2 separate regions of the Homo sapiens genome follow, and region 2 is linked to region 1. Evidence: chromatin loops called from intact Hi-C (ENCODE). Cell type or tissue: spleen. All regions are shown on one strand. Links, peaks and the distances in the headings refer to the core of each region. The heading gives the core; the rest is flanking DNA.

Region 1 (15,659 bases), core at 4,769-12,768:
TTAAGAGACTTTGGAAAGCAATGTTAACTTTGAAGATTTGATAGTACTACAATATAAAAATCTCTAACCTTCATTTTGAAAGTGCGTATGTTAATGCTTATTTCTTCTAAGCTTTGACAAAGCAGTTGTGCTTGTGAATAGGGCATCAATATTCTGGCTTCCTCTGGTTCCGAACAATTAAGTGTTGTTTTTCTTGTAATCTTAATTCTTGTTTTGTGATTACGAGTGTTAGTGTCAGTAATCTTTGGGCTAAAGAACACCCTTATCTTTTAATCAGATATTTTAGTATCCAAAGTCACATCTGCTTTTGTTTTGTTCTTTTATTTCGTTTTACAGATTTGAACCTTCTGAAAACCTATGTTTAATACTGGACTTAGTAGGAACATATTCATACTTTATTTTTTGAAAGCATTATATATGACAGTTGTAATTATGACAGGCTGATATTAACTGTTTTCTTATCTAACCTCTTAGAAGCTGCAGTTCATCATCTGCTGTGATAGTTCCACAACCAGAGGATCCAGACAGAGCCAATACTTCAGAAAGACAAAAAACGGGGCAGGTGCCTAAGAAAGACAATTCTCGAGGAGTGAAGCGCAGTGCTAGTCCAGACTACAACAGGACCAATTCTCCTAGCTCTGCAAAAAAACCAAAAGCACTTCAGCATACTGAATCTCCCTCAGAAACAAATAAGCCACATAGTAAGTCAAAGAAGAGACATTTAGACCAGGAGCAACAACTGAAATCTGCACAATCACCATCAACAAGCAAGGCTCATACCAGGAAGAGTGGGGCCACTGGCGGTTCACGGAGTCAGAAAAGAAAAAGGACAGAGAGTTCTTGTGTAAAGAGTGGCTCCGGGTCTGAATCAACTGGTGCAGAAGAGAGATCTGCGAAACCTACCAAGCTGGCTTCAAAATCAGCCACCTCAGCCAAAGCTGGGTGTAGCACCATCACTGATTCTTCTTCTGCTGCCTCTACTTCCTCCTCGTCTTCTGCTGTAGCCTCGGCCTCCTCCACTGTACCACCAGGTGCCAGAGTGAAACAAGGAAAAGATCAGAACAAGGCCAGGCGTTCCCGTTCAGCGTCCAGTCCCAGCCCCAGAAGAAGTAGCAGGGAAAAGGAACAGAGTAAAACTGGTGGCTCTTCAAAATTTGATTGGGCTGCTCGTTTCAGCCCTAAAGTTAGCCTTCCTAAAACAAAACTGTCTCTTCCAGGGTCTTCTAAGTCAGAGACATCAAAACCTGGACCTTCTGGATTACAGGCCAAATTAGCAAGTAAGTTTACAAAAAGGTATTTTTCTTTAATTAAAGAAAGTTTCTCTTGGTTTGTCAAAAGCAATTATGCTTTAAAGTTAAGGGTTTTTTCCCCCCAGTCTTAGATAATCTTAGATGTATTACTGTCTGTGTAATTAAGTACATAACAGCATGTAGTAAGTGCTACTACATTTAGTTTTGTTGAGACAGGTAAGGAATACTACCTTCCTATTATTACGAAACCATCACATTTTAGTGTCTGTGTCTTTATTGGTCCTCGCGGCATCTCCTACTTCACTGATTTCCTAATATCAGGATGGGACATAAAGTTGGATTTTCTTCTATACCACATACAAAATTATCATTTAGTTAGGAGTTCTTTTTAGTTATGAGTTGCCATGATCAGAGATCAAATATATATATGTTTTTTTAGATGGAGTCTCACTCTGTCGCCTAGGCTGGAGTGCAGTGGCGCAGTCTCGGCTCACTGCAACCTCCGCCTCCTGGGCTTAAGCAATCCTCTTGCCTTGGCCTCCAGAGTAACTGGGATTACAAGTGTGCACACCATGCCTGGGTAATTTTTGTGTTTTTAGTAGAGATGGGGTTTCACTGTGTTGGCCACGTTGGTCTCAAACTTCTGACCTCAAGTGATCTGCTCACCTCGGCCTCCCAAAGTGTGGGGATTACAGGTGTGAGCTACCATGCCTGGCCAAATATATTTTTTTATATGAGATATTCTTGATGTGTAGATACAGTGAATTAAGTTATTACTATAAATATACCTCAATGTAAATTAAACTTTTTCATATGTAATATCTCACAGTCTTTTAAGGAGTTTTGTCTAAAGATGAATACTACTTATGTTTCACTACTCTTATATACACTACTCTGTGTCCTAAGTGAGTAAGAATATTGCTCTCTAAAAGTTTACAGTGGAGTAGAAAGAATTTGTGTTTTGAGAATACATTCAAGCAAAGAAACAGAAAGTAGATGGAAGAAACATAGCGTTATGTGCATTCCTTCATGAGTCAGTTTTGGAGATATCCAGGAACTCTTCTCCCTCTCTCTTTACCAAAAGACTTCTTCAGGGAACCAGCTGCTCATCTGGGGAATGCTAGTGTCTTTCTTTTCTTTCCTCCCTTCTTTTTTTTTTTTGAGACAGAGTCTCACTCTGTTGCCCAGGATGGAGTAGTGGTGTGAGTGGTACGATCTTGGCTCACTGCAACCTCCACCTCCTGGGTTCAAGCAATTCTCCTGTCTCAGCCTCTCCTGAGTAGCTGAGATTACAAGTGTGCGCCATCACACCCAGCTAATTTTTGTATTTTTAGTAGAGAGGGAGTTTCACCATGTTGGTCAGGCTGGTCTTGAACTGGGACAAGTGATCCACCTGTCCCAGCCTCCCAAAGTGTTGGGATTATAAGTGTGAGCCACTGTGCCCAGGCTTCTTTCCTTATTTCTATTTCAGAAACCTATAAAGGACAAATAGGATAATAAAGCACTTATCTCTACAATTTTTAAAAGCATTTTAATTTTATAATACCTAATTAGGAAGCTTGCTTTTAAGCATCTTTTCTTCTCTGATGGATTTTAGATCTACATTTGGGTAGGGCTATAATGTTTTCTTGGTTTAAAAAGATTGTATATAGTGTCTACTAGCATTCTTGTCAAAGTATAGCTCATATTGAATCAGCCTAACTTAAAATTGAATCAGAACTATTAGCTCTGTTTAATTTAACACTGCAGTCTAAAACTACTTTTGGTTGATTCACATATTACCTGAAATGACAATACTATTAATAGTAGGTACTATATAAAAAATTTTATGTTTAACCTGTATGATAGGTTATTGTGAAGTAACATATTTTACTTTTAGATTGAACTTTGTTCTGTTTTGGTATTTTAAATATGCAGAACATCTGTATAAAATGTTTTAAGTTTAAAGGATTAAGATAGGCTAGATCAGTATCTTGAAGTGAGAAGGAAAAAAAGGTCCAAGTTAAAAGGACAACCAACTATTTGTCCTTCCAATGCTTTATTGATAATTGGAGTTACATATGTCAGCTTTTATGCTGCCTTTCCTCCCTGTGTTTTGTGTCTGTCAGTCCTGCTATGTAATATTCACAGCCAGTGAGCCAGGTTGAGTTTACAGCAAGCTGCTTAGGATTCACTTCCCCTTCTGCCTTCCAGTCTGCCTCACTTGAAGAACTCATCTCTTATGTGTAGGAGGGTTCTAGGGCCAGGCAATAGCAGATTGTACTTGAGTGTCATGGCCTTGGTCCTTTGTAGAGATCAGCTTTCTTTTCTTTATATAGTCTGTTAACTTGATTTTTAAAAGAAAACCCAACTCTACCAGTGGCTAATCAGTGGGATTTTCTCCTTGGTGTTTCAATCAGGAAACACCAAGAGTTTTGGCAGTGTCATTTTGCTGCTGGTTTGATAAAACCAATCCAGATAATTCCATTAAGCCTGCTCAGCACATAGTCACAAACTAATTTAGTATTTTAAAACTCATTTCACCATTATTTCATTCACTTGCACAGTATCTGTGTTCTGTTGTCACTATTAAATCACTTTTCCGTTTTCACTGCCACTATCCCAGTTCTGATCTCTCATCGTAGCCTAAGCTGTTGAAACAAGAGAATGGAACCAGCGTTTGTGTAGCATAAAATAAGTACCAGGTATTTTACATATGCAGTTACATATTCTTTTAAAAAAAATGGTGCTTTAGGATACACTTTTTTTTTTTTTTTTCTGAGACAGAGTCTTGCTGTATTACCCAGGCTGGAGTGTGTGTAGTGGCGCAGTTGGCTCACCGCAACCTCTACCTCCCAGGTTCGGGCAATTCTCGTGCCTCAGCCTCCCAAGTAGCTGGGATTACAGGCGCATGCCACCATGCTTGGCTAATTTTTGTATTTAAGAGACAGGGTTTCGCCATATTGACCAGGCTGGTCTCGAACTCCCGACTTCAGGTGATCTGCCCGCCTCAGCCTTCCAAAGTGCTGGGATTACAGGCCTGAGCCACCATGCCCAGCCTAGGATAGTTATCAAGGAAATGTATTCCAAGGAGATGAAATAACTTCTCTGAGTAATATACCTCATACTTGGCAGAGTTAGGATTTGAAGATGGGGGTAGTAGGTGTGACCTTGAATGAAGCATTTTCTTTTCTCTTTTTTTTTTTTTTTTTTTTTAAACCCTTGTTAGTTTCTGTGTTTTACTGTTGTAACATAATTGGGCCATTTGGAGATACTAAGACTCTAGAGAAAATGAAATGTTATTTGGTCCTTCATTGATAGTATTGATTAAATTTAGAGATGAATACTATGTGGACCCAAGGATTCATACCATATCATTCACCATATATTTGCTGTTTTTCAAATAAATGAAAACATTTCAAAACAAAGTAGCATGTATTTACTGTGCTTTTAAGTGCCTGACAGTTCTGAATACCTTACATGAGTCATCTTATTTGTTCCTCATCGGTCTTGTATAGCAAGTTGTTGTTTTTTGTTTTTGTTTGTTTGTTTTAAGATGGAGTCTTCCTGTGTTGCGCAGGCTGGAATGCAGTGGCATGATCTCAGCTTACTGCAGTCTCTGCCTGCTGGGTTCAAGTGATTCTCCTATCTCAGCCTCCCAAGTAACTGGGATTATAGGCACGCGCCACCATGCCCGGCTAATTTTTTGTGATTTTAGTATAGAGATGGGGTTTCACCATGTTGGCCAGGCTGGTCTTGAATGCCTGACCTCAAGTGATCCATCCCCCGCGGCCTCCCAGAATGCTGGGATTACAGGCATAAGCTACTGTGCCTAGCCTTTGTGTGGCAAGTATTTTTATTCCCAGTTTACCGGTTAGGAAGCTTTGGATCATTAGTAAAGTTACCTGTCTAAGGTCACAGAACTAAGAAGTGACAAAGCCGAGTTAAAACCCAGGCCAGTTGATCTCAGAAATTGGCCTTGAGGACAGAATGATAGGGGTGAACAGATAGGGCAAGCTCAGTCTGGGTAGGTTTCTTGAAGTCAAAACAAGGCATTGTGCATTTTAGGCATGATTAAATGTGTCACTTCAGAAAATAGTTTACAATAGAATTAATTGGCAGGTAATGTTTCTTAAGGATATAGGGGCAAAATGTGGTATTTTATGATTGTCTCTGGGTTCAGGTAATGATATTTTGAGGAGTAGAGCCAAAAATGTTGGATTCAAATCTTAGTTCTGCCATTTTTTCAGTTGGTAACTGTGGGGAATGTTTGTAACTTGTTCTCCGTAAAATGGGCATAATAGCTATTTGAGGAATAAATGAAAACATTAGAAGACTTAGCATAGTGCTTAGTACACAGGAGGCATCACAAAATTTAGGGTGTACAACTGAAAGTGAATATCTTAAGGCAGAAAACATATTCAAAGGAGCATTTTGAGAATGGGGGATCAGTAAGTCCTGGCCATTGGTCAATTTTAAGGTAGCTATTAGATTTGGAACACCAGATTTAAAGTTTTTTTATTTCCTAAAAATCAAATACTACATGTTGTCATTTGTAAGTTGGAACTAAATAATGTATACACGTGGACATAGAGTGTGGAGTAATAAACATTGGAGACTGAGAAGGAGATGAAGGATGATAAATTACCTCATGGCTGTAATATACATTATTTGGATGATGGCTAATACCGAAAGCCCAGACTTTGCCACTAAGCAATATATCCATATAACAAAACTGCACTTGCACCCCTTAAATTTACACAAGAAAGTCAAAACTAGGAATATATATACAAATAAAATTGCATAATTTTATATGTAAACATGTAACCTATATAAATGGATACATCAACATAAATGAAAACAAAAATGTCAATATTAATACATGTACATTGCTTTAAAAAATATTATCTCCTCATAGTTTGGCGAGGTTGGGCAAATCATTCAGCTGTAGTTATGATACCAACCCTATTACTAATCTTATTTGCAAAATAATAAGATTCCTCCTTGTGAAGCATAAATGAAAGATTTTCAAAGTTGTTTTCACATATGAAGTGCCATAGAATGCAGCAACATATTGTAATGTACCATGTAATGTTGAATTGAGAGTTATGGTCATGTATGTATGTATGTATGTATGTATTTTATTTATTTATTTATTTTTGGAGTCAGAGTCTCATTCTTGTCGCCCAGTCTGGAGTGCAGTGGTGTGATCTCTGCTCACTGCATCCTCCCCCTCCTGGATTCAAGTGATTCTCGTGTCTCAGCCTCCCAAGTAGCTGGGATTCACAGGTGCCACCACACCTGGCTAATTTTTGTATTTTTAGTAGAGATGCGGTTTTGCCATGTTGGCCAGGCTGGTCTCGAACTCCTGACCTCAGGTGATCTGCCCGCCTCGCCCAGCCAGGTCATGTATTTAAAGGGCTTTTGTATGCATCAGGGTTTTTTGTTTTAACGTTAATTCAGAGGCCAGAATTAGATTCAGTGGGTGGATGAAAGTTGAGAGATGGGCTTCTGATTAATACAAATCTTAGTAGAATAAAAATCTAAAAATTATATTAAAAATAGAGTAGGCCATTGTGAGAAATTTCACATTGGGTAGGTTTTTTATTTTATTTTGGATATCCTTTGTTTTCTTCCAGTTTTTAAGAATTGAACCTATTTGAATGTGATGTGTTTCCTTAGGTAAAGACTTATTCTAAGACATAATTGGTCAGTAGGAGAGCTTTCATAGTAAAGGAAATGTTTTAAAAATTGTAGGAACAACAGTATTTTTAAGATGCTTTATGAAAAACCATTCTCCATGTTCAAGTATTATTCAAGGAGATTCTAGATAAGCAGGAATATATTGAAAGCTGTGGGAAGACTTGCAGTAACTTCTTAACCCAATAATTTGCAAATTAATTTGACCAGCTATTACTTGGGAACCAGTAGTGGTTCATGGAATACACTCAGGAAATGATATAATACATTTAGTGAGGAAGCTTAAACAGGAAGACCTTGTTATTGTGCTGCTTAGTCAATTGTTGATAGACCAATGAACAAGTTCCCGGCGAGGCACTAGGGCTGGCAGAAGATCTAGTGAAACCGCTACTTTAGTGATAGACTTCCTGAAGCATTGCTGCTTGCCAGCTGTATCTCATCAAAACAGCTCTGAGACAAAGGTCATTCTGTGTTACTTGGTAAAAGTCTCCTGAGTACCCCAGAAAGAAAATTGTTATGTAACAATTTTTAATGTACATTAGGAAGTTATAGCTGTCTCTTGTTTAGCCTAAGTAAGTAGACATTTTTGCAAATTTTATACAGCATAAATATAAAACCAGTAGGGTAATATAATGATATAGATGGCTTCAAAAATCTTTTTATATTTTAATATACTTTAAATAATTTTATAATAGTTTGGCTTCAAAATATATTTTGCTAATCTACCTTCTTATAAAAGCTAATTTAAAAAAAAATTTGCAATAATTTCAAAGTGAGTAGATGATGATGGTATAGAATTATAAGAAACAATTGGTGATCAAAATCTGAGTAATTATGGAACCTGTTTATAGAAAAACTTAAGTTATATTTCCAGGCAGATGTTCTATTGAAGATCTACTTTACTCTCTATTATTTAAAGTGGACATCATGTGCACGTTATTAGTAACATAGCAGTAGTTAACAGCTTACTTTTGTCTTGAGTTTCATATTCTCCTGGTGACTTTGCATGTAGCCTGTGGTTTTTATCAGACCTAGACAAGAACCAGGCAAAAGCCAAATTCTAGAAAAGAGATTCTGATTAGATTAGGAAGACTTAGTGCTTTGGGCCCCTAGCACGGAGGGAGGAAATAAGAATGAGTTAAGCAGGAGAGATGAATTTAAGTTAGATACATGGTTTTGTGTCCGGAATTGGTGGATTCTTGGTCTCACTGACTTCAAGAATGAAGCCGCGGACCCTCATGGTGAGTGTTACAGCTCTTAAGGTGGCGCGTCTGGAGTTTGTTCCTTCTGATGTTCGGATGTGTTTGGAGTTTCTTCCTTCTGGTGGGTTCATGGTCTCGCTGGCTCAGGAGTGAAGCTGCGCGGTGAGTGTTACAGTTCTTAAGGCAGCACGTCTGGAGTTGTTCCTTCCTCCCGGTGGGCTCATGGTCTTGCTGGCTTCAGGAGTGAAGCTGCAGATCTTCGCGGTGAGTGTTATAGCTCATAAAAGCAGTGTGGACCCAAAGAGTGAGCAGTAGCAAGATTTATTGCAAAGAGTGAAAGAACAAAGCTTCCAGTGTGGAAGGGGACCCGAGCGGGTTGCCACTGCTGGCTCGGGCAGCCTGCTTTTATTCTCTTATCTGGCCCCACCCACATCCTGCTGATTGGTAGAGCCGAGTGGTCTGTTTTGAGAGGGTGCTAATTGGTGCATTTACAATCCCTGAGCTAGACACTAAAGGTTCTCCATGTCCCCACCAGATTAGCTAGATACAGAGTGTTGACACAAAGGTTCTCCAAGGCTCCACCAGAGTAGCTAGAGAGTGTCGATTGGTGCATTCACAAACCCTGAGCTAGACACAGGGTGCGGATTGGTGTGTTTACAAACCTTGAGCTAGATACAGAGTGCCGATTTACAATCCCTGAGCTAGACATAAAGGTTCTCCACGTCCCCACCAGACTCAGGAGCCTAGCTGGCTTCACCCAGTGGATCCTGCACCGGGGCTGCACGTGGAGCTGCCTGCCGGTCCCGCGCCATGTGCTCGGACTCCTCAGCCCTTGGGTGATCGATGGTACTGGGTGCCCTGGAGCAGGGGGCGGCGCTCGTCGGGGAGGCTTGGGCTGCACAGGAGCCCACGGAGGTGGGGGAAGGCTCAGCCATGGTGGGCTGCTCTCCCGAGGCCTGCGCTGCGGGAAGGCAGCTAAGGCCCGGCGAGAAATCGAGTGCAGCGCCGGTGGTCTGGCACTGCTGGGGGACCCAGTACACTCTCCGCAGCCGCTGGCCCGGGTGCTGAGCCCCTCATTGCCTGGGGCCGGCAGGGCCGGCTGCTCCTCCGAGTGTGGGGCCCGCCAAGCCCACACCCACCCGGAACTCCAGCTGGCCCGCAAGCGCCGGGTGCAGCCCCCGTTCCCACTCGCGCCTCTCCCTCCACACCTCCCTGCAAGCTGAGGGAGTGGGCTCTGGCCTTGGCCAGCCCAGAAAGGGGCTCCCACATTGCAGCGGTGGGCTGAAGGGCTCCTCAGGTGCCGCCAAAGTTGGAGGCCAGGCAGAGGAGGCGCCGAGAGCGAGCGAGGGCTGTGAGGACTGCCACACGCTGTCACCTTTCAGTTTCACCAACTTGCATCTTGCAGGATCATCTCTACTTGCGTGAAAAAGGTAGATAATCTGTGAGCTCTGTGAAGAGTTGGGCAGGGAGCTTAAAAGGAAATGGGTTGAGTGTCAGTTTTCTATATTACAAGGCAGCTATTAAAGTAATTTAGCAACTTAAAAGTTTAGAAGTTCCAATATGTGACCGCTTTGAAAAATTACTAACAAATAATCCTAGTGTTTTTGAGGCTTTAAAAAAACTTTAAACAGAAGTGGCCAAATTTAAAAAAGAGATCATTTAATTGTAAATACAGCATTGACTTCTTTGTTAACAAGGCTTTGCTTTGTATTACATTGTTTGGAAATTATAAATGGCCATGTTATATATTGTTTTGTATGCAAGGTCAAAATAAGAATTAAATTAGCCAAATTATGTTTTACTCAATTTACATTAGTAATTGCCCTTTATATTCTTACGTGTATTCTGGAATGGTTTTGACACTTCTGATTCTGATATATGTTTGTTAAAAGTAATCCAGAAAGTACCAAAATATACAAAGAAGAAAAATACAAAATCACTTTTAATTTCATTCACCAAGGGCTACCTCTTTTTTTTTTTTTGGTGTGTATTATGCCAAAAATTTTCACTTTATATTTATCAACACTTATGTGCAGTGTTAAGTGAAAGAGTTATATAAGACCTTTTTTTTCTTCTTCTTCAAGAAGATAATCATAGCTTACTGCAGCCTTGATCTCAAAAGATTCAAACAGTGTTCCCACCTCAGCATCCCGGGTAGCTGGGACCACAGGCACATGCCACCATACCCAGCTAATTTTTTTAGAAAGATTTTTTTTTTGTAGAGATGAGGTCTCACTATGTTGCCTAGGTTCGTCTCAAACTCCTGGACTCAAGCGATCCTCCTATCTAGGCCTCCGAAAGTGCTTGGATTATAGGCATGAGCCACTATGCCTGGCCAGATCTATTATTTTTTTTTAAAGCAGTCTTTCTGCCACTTTGCCCTTTTCTGTGGCTGATTATTTTGAAGTTTCAGTGTCTAGATTATGTGCTTTTATATGTCCCTTTGTTGATTCTTCTCCCCCACCCCCAAGTGTTTGATCCCTGTTGTGTTCCCCTTAGGGAAAATGAAGATTTTGCATTCTAACCTTACCCCACCCCATTCACCTACCAAACACATACTGTTACATACTTCCTGTCTTCCCAGTGATGATCAGCACGCAGGGTTTATTGTATCGTGAACATCTAAATGTTATTTACACTGAGCCACGTAAAGGAACATTTCCTTTCTCACACATTTTTGCTTTTCCTGAATTTTAAATTCCTTTTTGTTGTTGTTTTCCTTACTTTCCCATGAACTTACTCAAACTCCACATTCCTTACTAATTGTCACAATCTTTTCTCAAGCTGTCTGCATGCATTTGTTTCATCTTGAAGAAATGAGGCCTCTGGATGGTTGTTCATTATGCCTGGTTATACGGCTTCAGCCTTGGGATTTTCTTCAGTCTTCTTAGTTTCCCTTTTCTAGATTTCATGTCATCTTGGTTTCTTGTTTTGGTGGAATATTTCTTCTTGACTCTAAGGAAAAGTATGAGATTTTAATAATTTACAATTTATTTTTTCAAAATTTAGATGTCTGAAAATGTTATACCACCCTGATATTTATTTGCCAGATTGGTGAATATAGAGTTCTGGGTTGGGAATTACTTTCCTTCAGAATTTTCAAGAATTATATAGTGTATTCTGTCTTTCAATACTGGCACCATTCCTAGTTCTGATTTATTCCTTGATAGGGTGACCAACTGGTTTTGCTTTCTCTGGATCTGGGGCATTCTGAAGACTCAGGACTTACAGCTCTAAAACCAGCATAGTCCTAGGCAAACTGGGACTGTTGGTCACCGTGTACTTGTTTGTTTTCTCTTTCTTGATTTTCTATTGAGTGCTTGTCCTCTTAAATGGTCTTGATCTTACTGTTTGACATTGCTTTCCTTTTTCGTTCTGTTTCTGGTAGATTTCTACATCTTCCAACTTTTCTCTTGAAATGCTTTTTTTCCCCCATGTTTGCCATGTTTTATTTCCAAGAGGTGATTTTGTTTTCATTTTCTTGTTTATAGAATCATGCGTTTGGTTTATGGTTGCATTTCTTTTTTGATGACATTAATGGTGAGTTTTCTTTGCCTGTGTAATCTCAAGTATTTGTGTGTGTGGGGGGGGCGGGGGGGGCCTGCATTTTGGATTGGTTTTGTCTTTCATGTTAGGAACTTTCCTCATATTCTGGTAATTCTGGTAATTCCTGGTTGTCTCCTCATACTCAAGTGTAATTCAAGACCAAAAGTCTAATTTATAAGCTCTGAGTACATAAGGGAGGTTTGACCGAGATTCATTGTTTAGTGATCTGGTTGGGTCATTTTGTTGTAAACTTCCTCTTATCATTATTTTTAGATCTTTTTTTCTTTAGCTGGTAAAATTCCACAGAGAAGATTGTTTCAAACTTCTGCCTCAAGGTGAAGCCCTAAGTGCCTGAGTTCTGGGGGCCAAGTGGGAGAAGAGGCCACAGATGGAGGCAGGATAATGTATATTGTCAGACAGTATGTCTGTACTCGATTCCCTTCTCTCCCTCTTATTTTTGGTGTAGTGAACCTATTTGTACTGTGTACTTTAGTCAGGAATTTCTATATTCTATACTTCCTAAAGAATAAAGGTCTTGTTTTTTGCTGGAACCAGGAGAGGAATGGTTACCCAGCTGTACAAGTGTGGGAGAGGATCTGAGGATCTGATGCCTTGTAAACAGCCTATCAGCCAATCTTCAGTTTTAATCCCAACACTGCCCTAGAGGTATCTGGCATCATCAGATCCTGAGCCTTTTTGGGTTTCTCTGGTGTCAGTTTGATTGGTAGTTAATCTCAGCTTTCTACTTTCAGCTTTCTGGACTTCCCAGTGCATTTAGCCCCGGCATTTCTGGTTTTCATCTCCTAAAATTGTATTGTAACAATAGTGTCTTCCATTCTTCTCATCCTTGTAGATTTATGTCTCAGATTGTTTTAATGCTGTATTAGTGGCATTTCATGTGGAGACAGAAGTGAGTGCATGTGTGTTAAGTCTTCTGTCTTTACCCAGAAGGGAGACACTTCGCTAGGCATATGCAAAAGTATGATCTCGCTGTACATGACAGTGGGCATTACTTTTTGAGTGCCTGTTATGTGGCCAGGCTCTGAAATAGACATTTGATGTCCGTTAAATTTCATCTTCAGAATGACAGAGCAAGGTAATAGTTGTGGAGAAACAAAAGTGCATTATTTGTCTAAACACTTTGTAATAGAGTGGTTTCCTTTCAAATAACTATAAATTACATCATTCGTAATGGCTAGATATGGATGTACCCTAATTAAGTATAGCTTTGTAATTTACACCACTCTTTCCTTGTTAAGTCACTGGTTATATTCTTTTTAGATATTGACATATATTTTGAAACTGCACTTAGAAATACATGAATTCCCACCAGCTGTGTAAAAGTGCCAACATGTTCAAATCCTTATTAAATAATAACTGTTTTCTTGCAACTTTAATTACCATACTGTTTTATTTAACTATTCCCTGTTATTGGGCATCTAGCTCCTTTCTAGTTTCTCCTCATTATAAATACTGCTTAGATGAATACCTTTGGACATTTCCAATATTTGTAATTCATATTGACAAATCAGTGCATGAAATGCTGTGCATTGACTAGGAAATAAAAATTTGCTTTAAAAATTGCATTTGGGATTTAGCTCATTATCTGCAAAATCTGTCTTATTATTACTGAGTTATTTTAAAATAAAAGTCTGTGATTCCTTTTTATAACCTCATAGATTACTTTTCATTTTTTTAAATTTATTTTTACCAAAGTAACCATTAATATAGTTACACGGGCATACCTTGGAGATGTTAATGCACTCAGTTCCCAGCCACCACAAGAAAATTAAAATCACAGTAAAGTGAGTTCCATGAATTTTTTTGTTTCCCAGTGCACATAAAAGTTGTACTTACACTATACTGTAATCTAGTAAGCATGCAATAAATAGCATTGTGTCTAAAAAAACAATGTACATGGCTTAGTTAAAAATATTTTATTGCTAAAAATTGCTAATGATCATCTGAGCCTTAGCAAGTCATAATCTTTTTGCTGGTGGATGATCTTGCCTCAGTGTTGATAGATGTTGACTGATCAGGGTGGTGGTTGCTGAAGGTTGGTGTGATTGTGGAAGTTTCAAAACGATAAAGTTTGCAGCGTTGATTGACTTTTGCTTCCACGAAAGATTTCAATATAGCATGCGATGCTGTTTGATAGCATTTTATCTATAGTAGAACTTCTTTGAGAATTGGAGTCAATTTTTTTCCAACCCTGCTGCTGCTGCTTTATCACTAAGTTTATGTATATTTTAAATCCTTTCTTGTCATTTCAGTGATGTCTACAGCATCTTTCCATGAATAAATTCCATCTCAAGACAAAAACTACCTGCCCCCCCCACCTTTTTTTTTTTTTTTTTGAAAAAAAGAGAGGCTCTCGATCTGTCACCCAGGCTGGAACGCAGTGGTGTGATCATAGCTCACTGCTCAAGTAATCCTCCTTCCTCAGCTTTCTGAGCATCTGGGACTACAGGCTTGTGTCACCGCACCCAGCTAATTTTTTTTTTTCTTCGTAATTTTTTGTAGAAACTATGTTGCCCAGGCTGGTCTCAAACTCCTGGCCTCCAGCAATCCTCCTGCCTCTGCATTCTGAACTGCTGGGCTTACAGATGTGAGCCACTACACCTGGCCAGGCGTTTGTGTTTTAAAGATCATCATAGTCATCCCCTGATATGCCTATAAATGTAAATGACTTGTAGCAATTTTTTTGATATCTACCCTTAAGATATTAATTTGTATACTGTATTCTTTTAAAATATAAAAGAGGCTTTATTTCTTTTGTTTTGGAGAGTTTTAACTAGTTTTTGAAATTTGGATGAATTCTTACGTGGTTTTTTTTCCCCCTCAAAGTCTGGGTCAGTAACCATTTTCTGCAAATGGCCATATAGTAAATATTTTAGGCCTTGCTGACCACATACAATCTTTGCCACATATTCTTCTTCATTTATTATGACTTTCTGGAATGTATAAACCATTCATAGCTTGAGAGGCTCAGGTTGCCAGTCAAATTTGTTCCACAGGCTGCCGTTTGTCAACACCTGCTCTAGACTAAAAATTCTAATAATGACTTACGGTCTGAATTTTGGGATTAATGGTGGATATTCAACCAAAATTAAATGGAAATACAAATCAGTTCACATGATGGGTGGTAAAGCCAAGAGAATGCCTAGCTTCAGGCTTGGCTGGATCCAGAGGTCAAATGAAGATAGCACTTGCAATCTCACATCTTGTGACCTCCCTCAGACTCTCCCTTTACAATAAAAGAGGATAATATCTACTCATTTATATATCAACATTTAAGGAAGTCCCTGATTTCCTTGGGTTATATACCTGTCCTTGAATGAATCAGTATGGTGGAGGAGAAAAAAGGGTGATGATGGTGAGGATTGGTGTTTGACCCTCTTGTGTAATAGTAGAAATGTGTTGGAGAAGACATTTCCAATGGTACCACGTGGAGAAGAGGTAGGAGATAGCTCTCCAGAGAACTTTAAAAATAAATAAGCAGTGCACTCAGAAAAAGGGTTTCTGTACATTAAAAATAGGTGTGTGTACTTGATCATCTAAAGTCACTTGAAAATGCATGTGTAAGTTGGAAGATAACAGTAATTATTTGAGTGGAATAATTACTTATGGAATGAAGATCTTAAATCCACTTCCCTCACCTCTTCGTCCCTGCCCGATTTTTATAGAGTCTTATCAAATACATTGACATTGATGTTTGCTTTGACTTCTTGTGTAACAGAAGGAATCTTGAAGAAGCTGGAAAGTTTACTTATTTCATTGCTAGAATACTTTATCATGGTGGGGGAGACTATATTTTGATTGTGGGACTGTGTAATAGGTCTGATGTGTATCTCAGATTACCATATGAAAGATTAACATGCCTTTAACATAGATCATGTAAGAATGGAAGATAGCATAAAAACAGGACAGCGAAGATTTATTATTCAGTTGTCTATTTCTAGTTTTTAATTAACATAACATA
Region 2 (15,659 bases), core at 1-8,000, 60 kb before region 1:
CAACAAGCCTTCAAGACTTGAAGTTACAGCATTTCAGTGTGTATTTTAATCAACTTGTTGGCTGTCATAACCAATGAGTTCTACCCTGACTTCAAAACTCCTACTCACTCTAGCCGTGGGCAGTGCTCTGAATAAATAGATGTACCTTGTGCTGTGTTCTTAAGGTCAGATGAACTTAATTTAAAGATTTTATACTGGTAAACATGTGCGATGCCCTGGAAACCTAAAGTGAGTTTTCACAGTAGCCCATCTCTTGAAATTCTCTCTTCAGTTGTAATTTAAGCTACTTTGTGTCCTTAGAGAGCAGGTTCATAGAGATCATATGAATGTCCCCTACTTTTTTTGATTCTCAAAAACCAAGTGCTTCTAGTAGCCTTGTAAATAGGAAATATATGCAAATGCTGTCAACTTCTCAGACCCCAGTGTTTCGTAATTCTGTTTTACATCCTTGGCTGCAATCAGATTGAACTGTTTCTTCCTCTCTGAACACACCCAGCAACTTTTTAGCATTTTTGCTTTGGTTTTTTGTCTACTTGAATTGACACCCCCTCTCACATCTTGTATCTATTATTTTTATTATTATTTTTATTTTTTGAGGCAGAGTTTTGCTTTGCCGCCCAGGCTGGAGTGCAGTGGTGCGATCCCGACTCACTGCAGCCTCCACCTCCACCTCCTTGGTTCAAGCGATTCCCTGCCTCAGCCTCCTGAGTAGCTGGGATTGTAGACTGGTCTCCAACTCCTGACCTCAGGCAATCCACCCACCTCGGCTTCCCAAAGTGCTGGGATTACAAGTGTGAGCCACCGCGCCTGGCCTGTATCTCTTAGAAATATATATACTTACACTTAACTTTCTTCCAGTGACTCCTTTAAAATTTTTACTCCTTACTCTCCTATTCTCCTTCTGTAACATATTTCAGGATGACTTTCACGTTCTGTCTTACATAATTAGTTGTTTACATTTTAACTTAACTGGGTTTTTGGCCTCTTCAAGGTAGAGATCTCATTCTTTTATCTTCACAGTGTCTAGCACAAGGCTTCCAACATAATGCATTGTACATGGTAGGTGTACGTGGTAGTGTGTTCTGGTGTGACACATTGAGAAACGATGTTGTGAAATAATATTAGCATCGTTTGCCATAATTTACTTGCTTGTTTTCATTTTTCAGGGGTTGGCAGCTGAGTGTAGAATATAAATTTTTCAAAATTAGGCTCATTAAAATCAGCTACTTAAGGAATTGTTAAGACCCTAGAATATTTTAGTTAGTTGGTTACCCCAAATTTAGCATTTGGAGATGATGTTTATTAGTAGATGATGATTTATTTATCAATACATATTTATCAAGTGCTTACTGTGTGCCACAATTGTGCTTGACAGAATATAAAAGGGACCTGAAACTTATTCCTTGTCTTCCAAGTTCTGTTATGTTTCATATAGTTGATATTTATCTTATTCCATCACAGCTTATTTGTCTAAAACTGTATATAGGAGTATAGTATTTAGCATAGAGAAATATTCTGTAAAATTCTAAATGTAGATTTTCTGCATTTAGAAAATCTGATATTAGAATGTAAATTAAGAAACATGAATTAGGGCATGATTTGTGGCTATACTAAATAAATTGTTGAAGCATCTTCATTTACAAATATTCAGCCAGGTGCTGTGGCTCATGCCTGTAATTCCAACCCCTAGGGAGGCTGAGGCAGGAGGATGATTTGAGCCCAGGAGTTCAGGACCAACCTAGGCAACACAGCAAGACATCATCTCTACTAAAAATAAAAAATTAGCCTGATGTGGTGGTGCATGCCTGTAGCCCCAGCTACTTGGGAGGATTGCTTGAACCCAGGAAGTTGAGGCTGCAGTGCGTCATGCCACTGCACTCCAGTCTAGGCCACAGAGTGAGACTCTGTCTCAAAAAACAAAAACAAATACTCATCAGCAGCTAATGTGAGTGCATATCTGGTTCCATACAAGATCTGCCCTCTTAGAGGGTGCTGAAAAAGAAGAGATTTATAAAAGGAGATTCCTTATCTTGAAATGTACTTTGTTGTAGATGAGTTGAAACTTACGACTACAGCACACAACATCTAACATTGTGCATATTTGTTATTAAGTACAAGATCGAGTTTTATACAGTGGGTACTTGGAAGTTTAGAGAGGTTCAGTTCTGGGTTGAAGTTACTTAGGAAGACTATGAAGAGAGAGGGGCTTAAACTGGCCCTGATTGTTTGGAGGAAGATATAGAAGAATGGGGAGCTTAAAGGTGTAATTGTGGTGAGGATCTAATATTAAGGTAAATGGGCTCTCTGGAGTAGAGGGTCCATATATATGAAATAACAGGAAATTGGGCTGAGATTATTGAAGTTCTTAAATGGGAGATCACGGAATTAGATTTAACAGATTATGTTGAATGATTGTTGATCCCTGAATAGGTGATGTGAAAAAGGTGTACAAAAATATTTATGAATGAACTGAAAACAAAAATAAAAGTGCTTTTAGATGTCATTTTTTATGACAGTGCTTCCCTTTCTGATACTACATATAAAAGTTTTTGTATTAAGTTTTGGAGGAGATAGAAGTAGTGAAGGTAAAACTTCTTGTTTTTTCCTGTTGTTTAAAATGTTAAATAAGCAGAAGCTGGTTTATTGTCTAAATGACCCACACCAGTCCTCTGTTGGACACAGAAGTCTTCCTTTAGTGGAAGCTATCAGTCATTTTGTCTCAGCACATTCAACTGTTGTTTGTTCAGATTTTTTGTAATTCAAAATACTTTTTGATACCTAATGCATGATTTTTTGTGAGTTGTCCTCAGTAATTTGTAAGTCTTATATAGGGAAACTTTTGCTTAGCGTTCAATACAGTGAAATTATGTTTAAAACAAAAGTGAATTGTGGCTTAAATATTTAAATACTTCTGGTTTTTTTTTTCTAGCCATTACTGACTCTGGGATAAATATGTAAATACTTTTAAAAAGTACAAATTAATATTACATAGTTTAATCAAATTAAATATTCTAATAAAATATTCGCTTTGCACTCTGCATAGTAGAGTTGTTACCCCTTTAATTGTTTTTAAAATTTTATTTTGACACATAATATGTATGTATTTATGGGGCACTTAGTAATGTGTCAATACATACAATGTATAGTAGTCAGACCAGGGTAATTAGCATACCATCATCACAGACACTTATTATTTCTTTGTGTTGGGACATTCAATATCTTCCCTCTAGCTATTTGAAACTGTATATTAAACTATAGTCACCCTGCAGTGGAATAGAACAGGAGAACATACTCTTCCTATCTAGCACAGTTTTATATCCTTTAACAGATACCATTACTTTTATACAAGTATGTATACAGGATTTTAAAAATGAGAAGTTAGGTTGTATGGTGGCTGAAGAGAAACTAAAAACAATTTTTTTCAGTGTTCTGATAGCTATGATATTTAGCTTTCTTTAGCAGCTTTTATTTCTGGTGTGTTCTTACAGACTTTCCTAATTGCAGTTTGGATTAATTTGATTCTTATGTAGAAAGCAGAGATGCTAGCTATGCAGATTTATGACTCAGAATTGTACCTGTTTGTAGAGTAAGGAAGGCTGTATTGTCCAACATTTTGTGGACTTTAGAATAAAAATATTCGTGAAGTCTATCTGTTTTACTGCTGTAGCACAAGAGTGCCTGTTTTTCTGTAAAACAGCCACCCAGCTTCATATATTTTTTCCTTTATATGAAGCATGTATTTTCATTTCTTCCCACCTAGGGAAAGCAGCTTAGTCTCAAGGGAATTTGACCCTGCTCTCTACCCTTCCACCCCAGGTCCAAATGCATTTGTGCCCTTCCCCCAGTAGATGGCAACAAGTAGGCTGATGTTTAAGAAGATTCAGTAGTCTTAACTTTGTGATCAGACCTATTTACTAATTATTTCTCAACTGTCATTAGTAATGTTAGTGTTGATTTTCACATTCTGGCCTCAAAATCCTTTCAGAAAACTAGACTGTTAATTGCAGAGTTCATCTTTTTTACTCTACTCTTCATCCTGCCTTTTGAAAAGTGTTGCCTTTCCAGTTGCTGCTATGAACTAAGACTTGGGGTATTTCAGCCTTTGGTGTGGTGCTGTAAGATAATCTCCTTCTGCCTCTTCTAACCATCTAGTATTACTTTTCAGCTGCCTGTATATTAGGCCATGACATTTTTTCCAGGTATCTTGTCATTACAGAAAGTAAGGACTACTGAAAGGAATTACTGAAGAGCTAATACACCATCATTTTATATCTTCATTGTGGTACATGTTTTAATTGATACTCAGTTTATTTCTTGAATCATTTAAGGAATTGGTAAACTTATGTTTGCTGGAATACCAGAGTTTCTTTCTCTTCTATAAAATGGGTCTACTACCTAACTCATGTGTTTACTGATATTCAGCCATAGTGTTACGGTTTTGTTTCTTATTACTAAAAAAGAAAATGAAGGTGATTCATAATTACAGAGTTAACTTCTGAGAGTTTACTGTATCTCAAGAAACTTAGAACTTTTTCATGATTCCTGCTGAGTTTATTTAAATTTTTAATGCAATAGTAAAGGATTTGGGAAGTTTTCCATATTTCTTCAGACAGTTGTAAAGTTAGGAATGGCTTAATCTATCTATAGTTATTTTAAGGAGTGTAAAATCAAGGACTTAGTAAAACAACAGTTCTAAAAAAATTCTGGAATTGTTTCTATTTTAAGGGCTAGTATTAGAATCATGGCTCAAGGAAAGGAGTTATCTTGGTTTCAGCAACTGCTGCATTTAGCTCTTAAAGGTGTTGCTTGAATTGCATGTAGCAATACTCTCAAACCTAGAAAAGCAATCATTTAAGGCATGTCAGTGCAGTTACTCTAGCAGTGGATATGGAATTAATACATGTGAATTATAAGCAAATGGTATATATATATTTTTTGTTTTTAGAGTTGGGTGTCTCACTCTGTCTCCCAGGCTGGAGCATAGTGGTACAATCATGTCTCACCATAGCCTTGAAAGCCCTTGGATCTTGTGATCCTCCTGCCTTCACCTCCTGAGTAGCTGAGACTACAGGCTCACACCACCATACCTGGCTACTTTGTTTTTTTTTTTTGGTAAAGACAGAATCTTGGTTGCCCAGGCTGGTCCTGAACTCCTGGCCTCATGCAGTCCTCCTGCCTCAGCCTTCTAAAATGCTGGAATTATAGGCATGAGCCACTGTACCAGGCTTTTTTTTTTTTTTTAGACAAGGTCTCAACGCTGTCACCTAGGCTGGAGTCCAGTGGCACAGTCACTGCTCACTGCAGCCTTAACCTCCTGGGCTCAAGCGATCTTCTCACCCTAACCTCTTGACTAGCTGGGACTACAGGTGTTCACAACCACATCCAGCTAATATTTTAATTTTTTTTTTTTGTGTGTGTGGAGCCAGGGTGTCCCTATGTTGCCCAGGCTGGTCTCAAACTCGTAGGCTCAAGTGATCCTTCCACTGTGGCCTCCCAAAATGCTGAGATTACAGGCATGAGTCACCACTCCTGGCCCTTATCAGGGTATAATAAGTATTTTTGAACACTTCTTATTTCAGGCCCTAGGCCAAGATTTAGGATTATAAAGATATATAAAATGTAGTCCTTGGCCTGGAGTTTACAGTCTTAAAGGGAGAGTGGTAAACTTGGACAAAACTAACATAAAATCTCTTTTTTTTTTTTTTTTTTGAGACAGAGTCTCACTCTGTCACCCAGGCTGGAGTGCAGTGGCGTGATCTCAGCTCAGTGCAACCTCTGCCTCCCAGGTTCAGGTGATTCTCCTGCCTCAGCCTCCTCAGTAGCTGGGACCACAGGTATGTGCCACTGTGACTGGCTAATTTTTTTTATTTTTTGTAGAGGGGTCTCGCTATATTGCCCAGGTTGGTCTTGAACTCCTGGCCTCAAGTGATCTGCCCGCCTCGGCCTCCCAGAATGCTGGGATTACAGGCATGAGCCATCATGTCTGGCCGCATAGCCTCCCAAAGTGCTGGGATTATAGGCGCGTAAGCCACCATGTCCAGCAGCATAAAATCTTTTTTTTTTTTTGAGACGGAGTCTCCCTCTGTCACCCAGGCTGGAGTGTAGTGGCGCAATCTCGGCTCACTGGAAGCTCTGCCTCCCGGGTTCATGCCATTCTCCTGCCTCAGCCTCTCCGAGTAGCTGGGACTACAGGCGCCCGCCACCACGCCCGGCTAATTTTTTGTATTTTTAATAGAGACGGGGTTTCACCATGGTCTTGATCTCCTGATCTTGTGATCCGCCTGCCTCGGCCTCCCAAAGTGCTGGGATTACAAGTGTGAGCCACCGCGCCCGGCCTAAAATCTCTTAAACTGAATTGTGAGACGTTACGCGGATGCTTCATAAGATGACCAACTGTTTGGAATAAAGAATATGGTAAAAATACTACCAAGATATTTCTCAGAATAGTTGCATTATTTGCATCTGTATATATTTGCCCACCTTGAATTCAGATTTAAATTCCTGGTTCCCTTTTTGATGTATCACTTTAAAAGGTATATAATATAGTCTAATGATCTAGGTCAGTCCACTGGTGTGGAAAATGAATGGGATAAGAATATTAAGAAAAGGCATCTTGAATAATATTAGCAACTAACCTGTGTTGAATCCTTCCCTTGGCTCAGGGCTGGGCCTGTGGTACTTTATATAGCTTAGCACAGTCTGCTGGTGGAGGATAATGTGATAATGTATGAATAATGATAAGTTTAGTGAAGTGGGTAAGAGCGAACACTGAGATTCAGTTTAAATCTAGGCTCCAACATTACTAGTTGAATAACCTTTTTTTTTTTTTGACACTAGTTCTCCCATCTGTAAAATGGAAGTAAAAATAGTATATATATCCTGATTGTTATGAGGATTAAATTAGTTAATATATGTAAAACATTTAAAACAATGCCTGGTATAGGATAAGTGCTTGCATTTGTAAACTATTATTATTATTAATTTGTTATTTTTTTCTAGAGATAAGGTCTCTCTGTTGTTTAGACTGGAGTGCAATTGTGTGATCATATCTCACTGCAGCTTCGAACTTGTGGGCTCAAGTGGTCCTCTCGCCTTAGCTGTGGAGTAGCTAAGACTGCAGACATGTGCCACCATGCCTGGTTAATTTTTTATTTATTGTAGAGATGAAATCTTGCCACGTTGCCCAGGCTGGTCTTGAACTCTTGGCCTCAAGCAATCTTCTTGCCTCAGCTTCCTCAGCATTGTAAGAATACTATTTTTAGTAACCATGCCTTTTGAGAGACAGTGTTTTTATTTTCCTTTCCTTTGCATCTGAAAAGACAGTTTTGAGAAGATGGATTTTTCTGATACTATCTTGGAATTATTTGAGTGGTAGAATTTTAGAGTTGAAATGAGATCATTGCGAGTGTTATGGACTCTGCAGCAAGATGAACTTGGGTTCTAGTTTTTCCTTGTTTGACCTTGAGCATGTTACTGTGTAAAATATAGAAAATACATACTTTTCAGGATTCTTTTCAGTTTTTAATGAGTAAATGAAGTTCTTACCTAGCACAGTGCCTGGTTCCCAGTTGAGTGATCAAATAGTATTTGTTTTATTGTAAATGTTAATAGTTCTCCTAAATGGTGCCTTATTTTCACAGTTGGTGGCAATGTATAAAGTTACAGTCAACAGTGTGTATTTATTTTTAAGATGTTATAATTTAGGTTTTGAGTAAATTTAATGGACAATTAAAATGGAATCTAAAAATTGAAAGGAAAAATAACCCTGACCCAGATTACACACTTAGAAAAGTTTTGTGGGGGGCTGTTTCTAAATTTGATTTAGGTTCAGGTGTTTTATCACTGCTAATTATAGTCTCTTTGACTACTTACAGTTTCAAATAAATAAGGTCAGTGTTAGCAGTGTGATATGGCATACATTTTTTGATGTCTTTATTTTGATATAGTCTCAGATTTATAAAAATCTTGCAAAAATAGTGTAAGGAACATCCCATATTCCTCTTTACCTAGTTTCAAGGTCTTTTTTTAATCGCTAGAGGATAAATTTCTTATTTTTTTTTCTTTTTTTTTTTTTGTTTTGAGGTGGAGTCTTACCGTGTTGCCCAGGTTGGAGTGCAGTGGTGTGATCTTAGCTCACTGCAACCTCTGCCTCCCAGGTTCAAGCAATTCTTCTGCCTCAGCCTCCCAAGTAGCTGGGACTACAGGTGCCCGCCACCATGCCCAGCTAATTTTTGTAGTTTTAGTAGAGACAGGGTTTCACCATGTTGGCCAGGATGGTCTCGATCTCTTGACCTCATGATCCACCCGCCTCGGCCTCTTAAAGTGCTGGGATTACAGTTGTGAGCCACTGAGCCCGGCCTAATTTCTTTTTTTTTAATTAATGGAAGTCTTTTATTTATTTTTTTTTTTTCAGAAATAGATGTAAAACCTGATGAAGAAAGATTCATGCAGTAAACAGTAAACATGTTTCTTTTCTTTTCTTTTTTTTTTTTTTTGAGACAGTCTCATTCTGTCAGCCAGGTTGGAGTGCAGTGGCACCATCTCAAGCTCACTGCAACCTCCACCTCCCAGGCTCAAGCAGTTCTCCTGCCTCAGCCTCCAGAGTAGCTGGGATCACAGGCGTGTGCCACTATGCCCAGCTAATTTTTGTATTTTTAGTAGAGACAGGGTTTCACCATGTTGGCCAGGTTGGTTTCAAACTCCTGACCTCAGGTAATCTGCCCACCTCGGCCTCCCAAAGTGTTGGGATTACAGGCGTGAGCCACTGCGCCTGGCCATGAACATGTTTCTTTATGTGGTTCTTCAACAGTTACTATATAGGTGTTGATTTTTCAGAATGTTCTGAATGCACTGTAATGTTTTGTGCCTGAGTTGTGGCCATCATTAGTGAACATTGGTTTATTATACTTAGCCTTAAGGCCCTCATTGGCTATTGGATACTCCTAAATGGCCTGCTTTTTATAGAACTTAATTGCTTTGTGCAGTGCATGTGTTCTCTCCTTGCTCTGATTGGTGGGCGTCTTGGTGTTTAGGCACTGTGAGCTACACCCTCCTCCCCCAGCTTTTAATATGCATTGAGTTGCAAAACTACTTTCTAGACTTGTGTACCTTAAGTTCAGGGTAAAGGCTTGCATTATGTGGCTTTAAGACAGTGATAATTTTGGTAGCTCAAAGGTATTTTTAAAAGTATATTCGTTATTCTCAGCACTTTGTTACCTGAAGGGATCAATAATGCTTTTGTTATTTTTGAAGATGGTTTAAACCTTTTGTGTCTGAAAACTGTTTTAAGAGACTGCAGAGAAGACAGTATAATAACTGAGGGCCTTATTCTACAAGTGAGGGTCTGTGGTGTGCTGGGTATTCATTATTGTGTATAACGTTTTGCCCTTGACTCTTTCAAAATATATCTTCTCTCTTCCTAAATGACTTTGTCTTTTTGCCTGCTATAACTTAGTAATGACTCCTATTATCTGCACTTGCCCACTTGAAGAGTCTTTTTAAATACACTTTTTTTTTTTTTTTTTGAGACGGAGTTTTGCTCTTGTTGCCCAGGCTGGAGTGCAATGGCGCGATCTCGGCTCACCGCAACGTCTGCCTCCCAGGTTCAGGCGATTCTCCTGCCTCACCCTCCCTAGCAGCTGGGATTATAGGCATGTGCCACCACGCTCAGCTAATTTTGTATTTTTAGTAGAGACGGGGTTTCTCCATGTTGGTCAGGCAGGTCTCGAACTCCCCACCTCAGGTGATCCGCCTGCCTCAGCTTCCTGAAGTGCTGGGATTACAGGCATCAGCCAGCGCACCCGGCCTAAACACACTTTTTATTTTAGGTCAGTTTCAGATTCACAGAAAAGCTTCAGAGATAGAGTTCTCCTATACTCCACATCCAGTTTCTGTTTGTGAAAATTTTAACATTAGTATGGTACATTTGACACAACTAATGACCCAGTATTGATACATTATTACTACCTATACTTTATTTGAATTTTCTTAATTTTCACCTAATGTCTTTCTGTTCCAGGATCCTATCCAGGGTGTCACGTAACATGTAGCGAATGACTTTTTAAAACTTATGCTTTTTGAGGCATTTATTTCTGATTATAAAGTATAGAGCAATTGTTAAAATTTGAATAAAGAAAACTAAGAATCACCCCCAATTTTGCCACCTCATATAACCACTATAAACATTTTTGTATGTAGTCTTTCCTTCTAGCCTCTGTTTTAATAATAGCAGATCATATTGCTTTTCCTTATGCTATTATATGATGAGCATCTTCCTGTTGCATTATTAGTTCTTCATTAATGTGCTTTATATTTACTTAACCATAATTGTTAAAATCTTTCCCTTTTTGTCAGATTAAAATTTTTTTTTTTTTTTTTTTTTTGGAGATGGAGTCTCACTCTTTCCCAGGCTGGAGTGCAGTGGCATAATCTTGGGTCAGTGCAGCCTGTACCTCCTGGGTTCAAGCGATTCTCCTGCCTCAGCCTTTCAAGTAGCTGGGACTACAGGCTCACGCCACCATAGCTGGCTAATTTTTGTAGTTTTAGTAGAGACAGGGTTTCACTATGTTGACTGGGTTGGTTTCAAACTTCTGACCTCAGGTGATCCATCCTCCTTGGCCACCCATGCTGGGATTACAGGTGTAATCCACCACACCTGGCCAGAAACTATTGTTAATAATCCTTTTTAAAAATGCTAGCTTTGTACTCATATCTGTGAAGCCATGCTTTTTTAAAAAGTTAATTTATTTTTATTTTTATTTTTTGATACAGGGTCTTGCTCAGTTGCCCAGGCGGGAGTGCAGTGGCTCCATCTTAGTTCACTGCAGCCTTCACTTCCTGGGCCCAAACTATCCTCCTGCCTCAGCCCTCCTGAGTAGATCAGACTATAGGCGTGCATCACGATGCCTGGCTAATTTTTTTTTTTTTTTTTTTGTATTTTTGGTAGAGACAACATGGGGTTTCACCATGTTGCCCAGGCTGGTCTTGAACTCCTGAGCTCAAGTGATCTGTCTGCTTTGGCATCCCAAAGTGCTGGGATTACAGGTAATGAGCCACCGCGCCTGGCCAAAACCATGTTTTTAAATGAAATTTTCCTCCCTTATCTTTTGTATTACCTTGGAGTATCTTGCATTAACTTGGGATACTTGTAATATCATTTGTATTAACCTTGTGCAGGATGTGGCTCTTTGCTTGTGGCAGCCCAATGGGAAGAGTAAGAAGACTCCTTGTTGTGGCTCACAGGCTCCTACATGGCCACCTCTCTGACATCATCTCCTGCTTTTCTTGCCTTCTACTTGCTCTTCTTGCTCCGTGGAACGTCATCTTCTAGATCTTAATGGCTGTTTCTTCATGCGTAAGGTTTTAGCTCAGATGGCCTTACTTGGTCATCCTATCCATAATAATTCCTTTTTCTGATAGGAACATTTTCACCTGCAAGTAAATAGAAAACTTGACCAACAAGGCCTTAAACAGATTGGGGTTTGTTTTTCCTTGCACGACATGGTTCGTTTGCACAGTGGTTCCAGCAAGGGCCAGGCTCTGTGTGTTTCTGCTCTGCCATTCTAAGCAGCAAGTGGTTCTCACGGTTACTGAATGGCTGTCAAGGCTTGAAGTCATTGTGTCCATTGCATTTGAGTCAGGAAGAAGAAAAGATACTGTTGTGTTCCTATTGTTGTTTATCTAGAAAGCAAAAGTATTCCTAGAGGATGCCTAGCCTGTCTCCCTGTATATCTTATTACTGACAACTGGATCATACTTCTGGCAAAAAAAAAAAAAAAAAAGAAAAAAAGAAAAAGAAAAAAAAACCCGCACACAGTAATGGTATTTTGTACACAGCCAGGTTTAGACCATTGGCTTTTAAATTCTTCTAATATGCAGTCTAATATGAATGACCTACTGTGTGTCAGCACTGTATGTGAAGGCATATCTGTGTAACTGAAGTAAGTTGCATGAGCTGTGCTTAATGATTATGCATGCTCTATTTTCTTTTCTCTGTTTCATTTGAAAGTTTTGGTTAGGACCTTTTAAGTCTGGATGCCCTGAACCTTTTTTGAAGCATAGATTCTTTAGCAGTCTGAAGCTCGTGGATACCTCAGAATAATATTGTTAAATTCACAAAATTAATACCCATAAGATTCAAAAAAACCAAAGATCTCAAAATGTTGGAAGTCTAGCTCTCAAACTGTGAAAGCTGGTATGTAATCAGTAATATGTTTATTAGCACTGTCAGTAACGATCTAGCAGCTTCTCAAAGTAGTTGAGTGTAAAGGATAGTTTGAGGTATCTGCAGCAATTGTAATGTGATATAATATCAGTGATTTCTTTTGGTACAAACTTAAAGGTACCGCCAATAATGCTGTGGTTTGTTGCCTATTCATATGAGAAAGAAATGTTAAAATTCTTTTTTTTTTGGTGGGGGGAGGACGAAGTCTCGCTGCATTGCCCAGACTGGAGTAGAGTGGCGCGATCTCGGCTCACTGCTACCTCCGCCTCCTGGGTTTAAGTGATTCTGCCTCAGCCTCCCGAGTAGCTGGGACTGTAGGCACGACCACTATGCCCAGCTAATTTTTGTATTTTTAGCAGAGGCGGGGTTTCACTATGTTGGCCAGGCTGGTCTTGAACTCCTGACTTCAAGTGATCCACCTGCCTTGGCCCCCTCAGAGTGCTAGAGTTACAGGCATGAGTCACCATGCCTGGCTTTAATTTCAATTAGAGGTTAGTGAAATTATTTCTTCCAAGTATAAGAATCCTCATTATGAACCAGTGGTCTAAATTGATTTCATGCCTCTAATCTTGAAGTTTGAAAGAAATAACTGGCTTTAGCCCAATCATGACTCATCCCTGAGGGCGAGGGAATAGCCTGCTTCCTGGGAGGTTAAAGGCGGTTGTAGCTGGATTCTTTTAGCAGGGAAGAAAGGTGGGGTAGTTGGAATTTGGGTAGGGAACCCTGTCTGCTACCATCTTCTGTCTGTAGTCTCTACTTCTTCTTATCTTCTTCTCTTCCCACTGCTTAGTTTTCCTCACAGAACTGTCTGGTAATTGCTATTTGTCTGCCGACCCTGGTAGAGTGTATATTCCTTGAGGGAAAAGACTGTCTTATTACCTTCCAGTTCCTAAAAAACTGTTCTGAAGTAGGGTAACAGTAAAAATAAAATTCGGTTCTCATTTTTTTTTTTTTTCAGACAGTCTCATTCTGTCACCCAGGCTGGAGTGCAGTGGTGCAATCTCGGCTCACTGCAACCTCCACCACCCAGGTTCAAGCAGTTCTCCTGCCTCAGCCTCCCAAGTTGCTGGATTTACAAGTGTGCGCCACCACACCTGGCTAATTTTTGTGTTTTTAGTAGAGGAGGGGGGTTTCACCATATTGGCCAGGCTGGTCTTGAGCTCCTGACCTCAGGTGATCCACCCACCTTAGCCTCCCAAAGTGCTGGGATTACAAGCGTAAGCCACCTCGCCTGGCCAAAGTGAGCCACTGCGCCTGGCCAAAGTTTTCCTTATTATGTAATACTTTTGAAGGTAGAAAGCATTTTGTGAACAAAATAGAATTTTTAAAAACAGCTTTATTGAGCCGGGTGTGGTGGCTCATGACTGTAATCCCAGCACTTTGGGAGGGTGAGGCAGGCGGATTACCTGAGGTCAGGAGTTCAAGACCAGCCTGGCCAACATAGTGAAACCCTGTCTCTACTAAAAATACAAAAATTAGCCAGGCGTTGTGGCACATGCCTGTAATCCCAGCTACTAGTGAGGATGAGGCAGGAGAGTTGCTTGAGCCCGGGAGACGGAGGTTGCAGTGAGCCAATATTGCGTCGCTGCACTCCAGCATGGCCGATAGAGCAAGACTCTGTCTCAAAAAAAAAAAAAAATAGCTTTATTGAGATATAATTCACATGCCATACAATTCACCTATTTACAGTAGGCAGTACTTTTTTTTTTTTTTAAAGACAGAGTCTCCCTCTGTTGCCCAGGCTGGAGTGCAGTGGCGCGGTCTCAGCTCACTGCAACCTCTGCCTCCCGGGTTCAAGCGATTCCCCTGCCGCAGCCTCCAGAGCAGCTGGGACTACAGGTATGTGTCACCACGCCCACCTAATTTTTGTATTTTTAGTAGAGACAGGGTTTCACCATGTTGGCCTGGGTGATCTCCAACTCCTGACCTCAAGTGATCCACCCGTGCTGGCCTCCCAATTGCTGGGATTACAGGCGTGAGCTACCGCACCTGGCCAAATTCTATTAACTTTTAGGTTAAATTTTAGAATTAATGTTGTAATGTGCTGTCTTCTTAGTTAAAAATCTTATCAACTGAAAAATATCTTAATCATCTGTAGTATGGGACTGCAAATGGAAACTGTTATTTGGATTTCTCTTTAGGAAGAAATACCCCATTGGCAATTTCAATTTACTATTTCTACTTAAATTATTTGAATTTAAACATCTCGTTAACTAGAAAATACGTTTGTTGGTTATGATAGTGTCACTTCAAGCAGGTTAGATAGGAAACAGTTATTGGAAGATGCCAAATTCATTTCAGAACCAAATTCAAGTATAGTGATGACTCTACTTTTTGCGAAACAATTTACCAGGTTTCTGTTTGTTTTTTAATTCCTAGGTTGTAGAAGTTCAACTAAAGCAAACATGAAATGTGTGATGGACTTTTAAGAGCTTCCTTTGTATAACAGTCTGTACATAGTGTGTTAAGTTCTCAAGAATCTCTCCTTAAAAACTTTGAAGTTATTTTGTGCAACTGTGTTTTGAATAAACCCATGTCAGTTAAAAACAAACCAAACAACAGAACTTCCATAGGCTTTCTTTTTGTATGTAACAACTTGTTTTAAAAGACCTATTAGCGCCTTCTATATATTTGGTATGCAGTTTGTTTGGAAGATTATAGGTGTGAATTGTGTATTTGGGTTGTTTTGTCATTTCAGTTGTTTGCATGTTTTCAGGCTTTCCTTTGAAACCTATCCACAGTTATATATTGCTCATTCATTCATGCCCCTAGACCTTTCTGAAGTTGTCTCTTGCTAGAACTCCCTTTTTGCCTCCCATTCTAGACCATTCCACTTCTCTCTTGGGGAAATACCTTATTTTCATGAGTTCTTATATACCAGCTCTTCCTGGAATGTGTATTGCCACCCCTAGGGCTCGGGTTGCTCTTCTCTAATAGTACTTAGAGTAGTAGTTTGTCGCCTTTTACTCCAGTTACTTGTTTCCATTTTGGTCTTCCGTTGGTCTGAGCTTCCCAGCATTCTTTTAAACCTTGCATGCATCCTACCAAAGATTCCAGTATCACCGCTGGCTATCTGCACACCTCACTTCAAGTTGTCTTTGAAAGAGGGCTTGGGCTAGCTCATGTCTTTCACAGCTGATAGCACAGGGTAGAATCTTGGTCTAGTTTATTCTAGCTCATTCTTGCTGGTTTTCCTGATTTTTTTTCCACCTGAGGAAAACCTTAACTGTTCTAACACTTTGGAGGTGTGGCAGTACCTCCTGTTTCTACTTCTTTTTACAGTTTTAACTATTTTTCTATTCCCTGTGGCTGAAAAAGTGATTGCGTATATAAATTTGGTGGCTAGACCGTGTGCCATGGCTTGTGGCCAAGGTGGGTGGATTGCTTGAGCTCAGGAGTTCGAGACAGGCCTGGAAATCTCATCTGTATTAAAAAA

What was found. Hi-C counts contacts between places; a loop is a spot of excess contacts. Peaks named below come from ENCODE experiments on the same cell type or tissue, not always from the same donor. Only the 100,000 strongest peaks of a DNase experiment are listed, where the experiment ranks them.
Region 2: a loop joins it to region 1, with 2.2 times the contacts of the local background. A loop is called at or near these places in 7 of 110 quality-filtered maps.

The regions. Positions count from the first base shown.
Region 1 is chr2:229,844,390-229,860,048 of GRCh38, reverse strand. TRIP12 (thyroid hormone receptor interactor 12) reads left to right here. Exons shown (of 42, transcript NM_001348323.3): 4 at 475-1,277. Among named protein-coding and RNA genes, the nearest start is that of TRIP12, 70 kb to the left of the region's middle. RefSeq lists enhancers at 8,535-9,213, 9,214-9,893. In spleen, for the core only: no CTCF peak of the experiment used is centred there; DNase peaks (open chromatin) are centred at 7,288 and 9,165; H3K27ac peaks cover 4,117 bases.
Region 2 is chr2:229,899,140-229,914,798 of GRCh38, reverse strand. All of the region lies in intron 1 of TRIP12 (thyroid hormone receptor interactor 12), which reads left to right. Among named protein-coding and RNA genes, the nearest start is that of TRIP12, 15 kb to the left of the region's middle. RefSeq lists a silencer at 12,959-13,159 and an enhancer at 13,951-14,452. In spleen, for the core only: a CTCF peak has its summit at 3,819 (motif pointing right); no DNase peak of the experiment used is centred there; H3K4me3 peaks cover 386 bases; H3K27ac peaks cover 776 bases.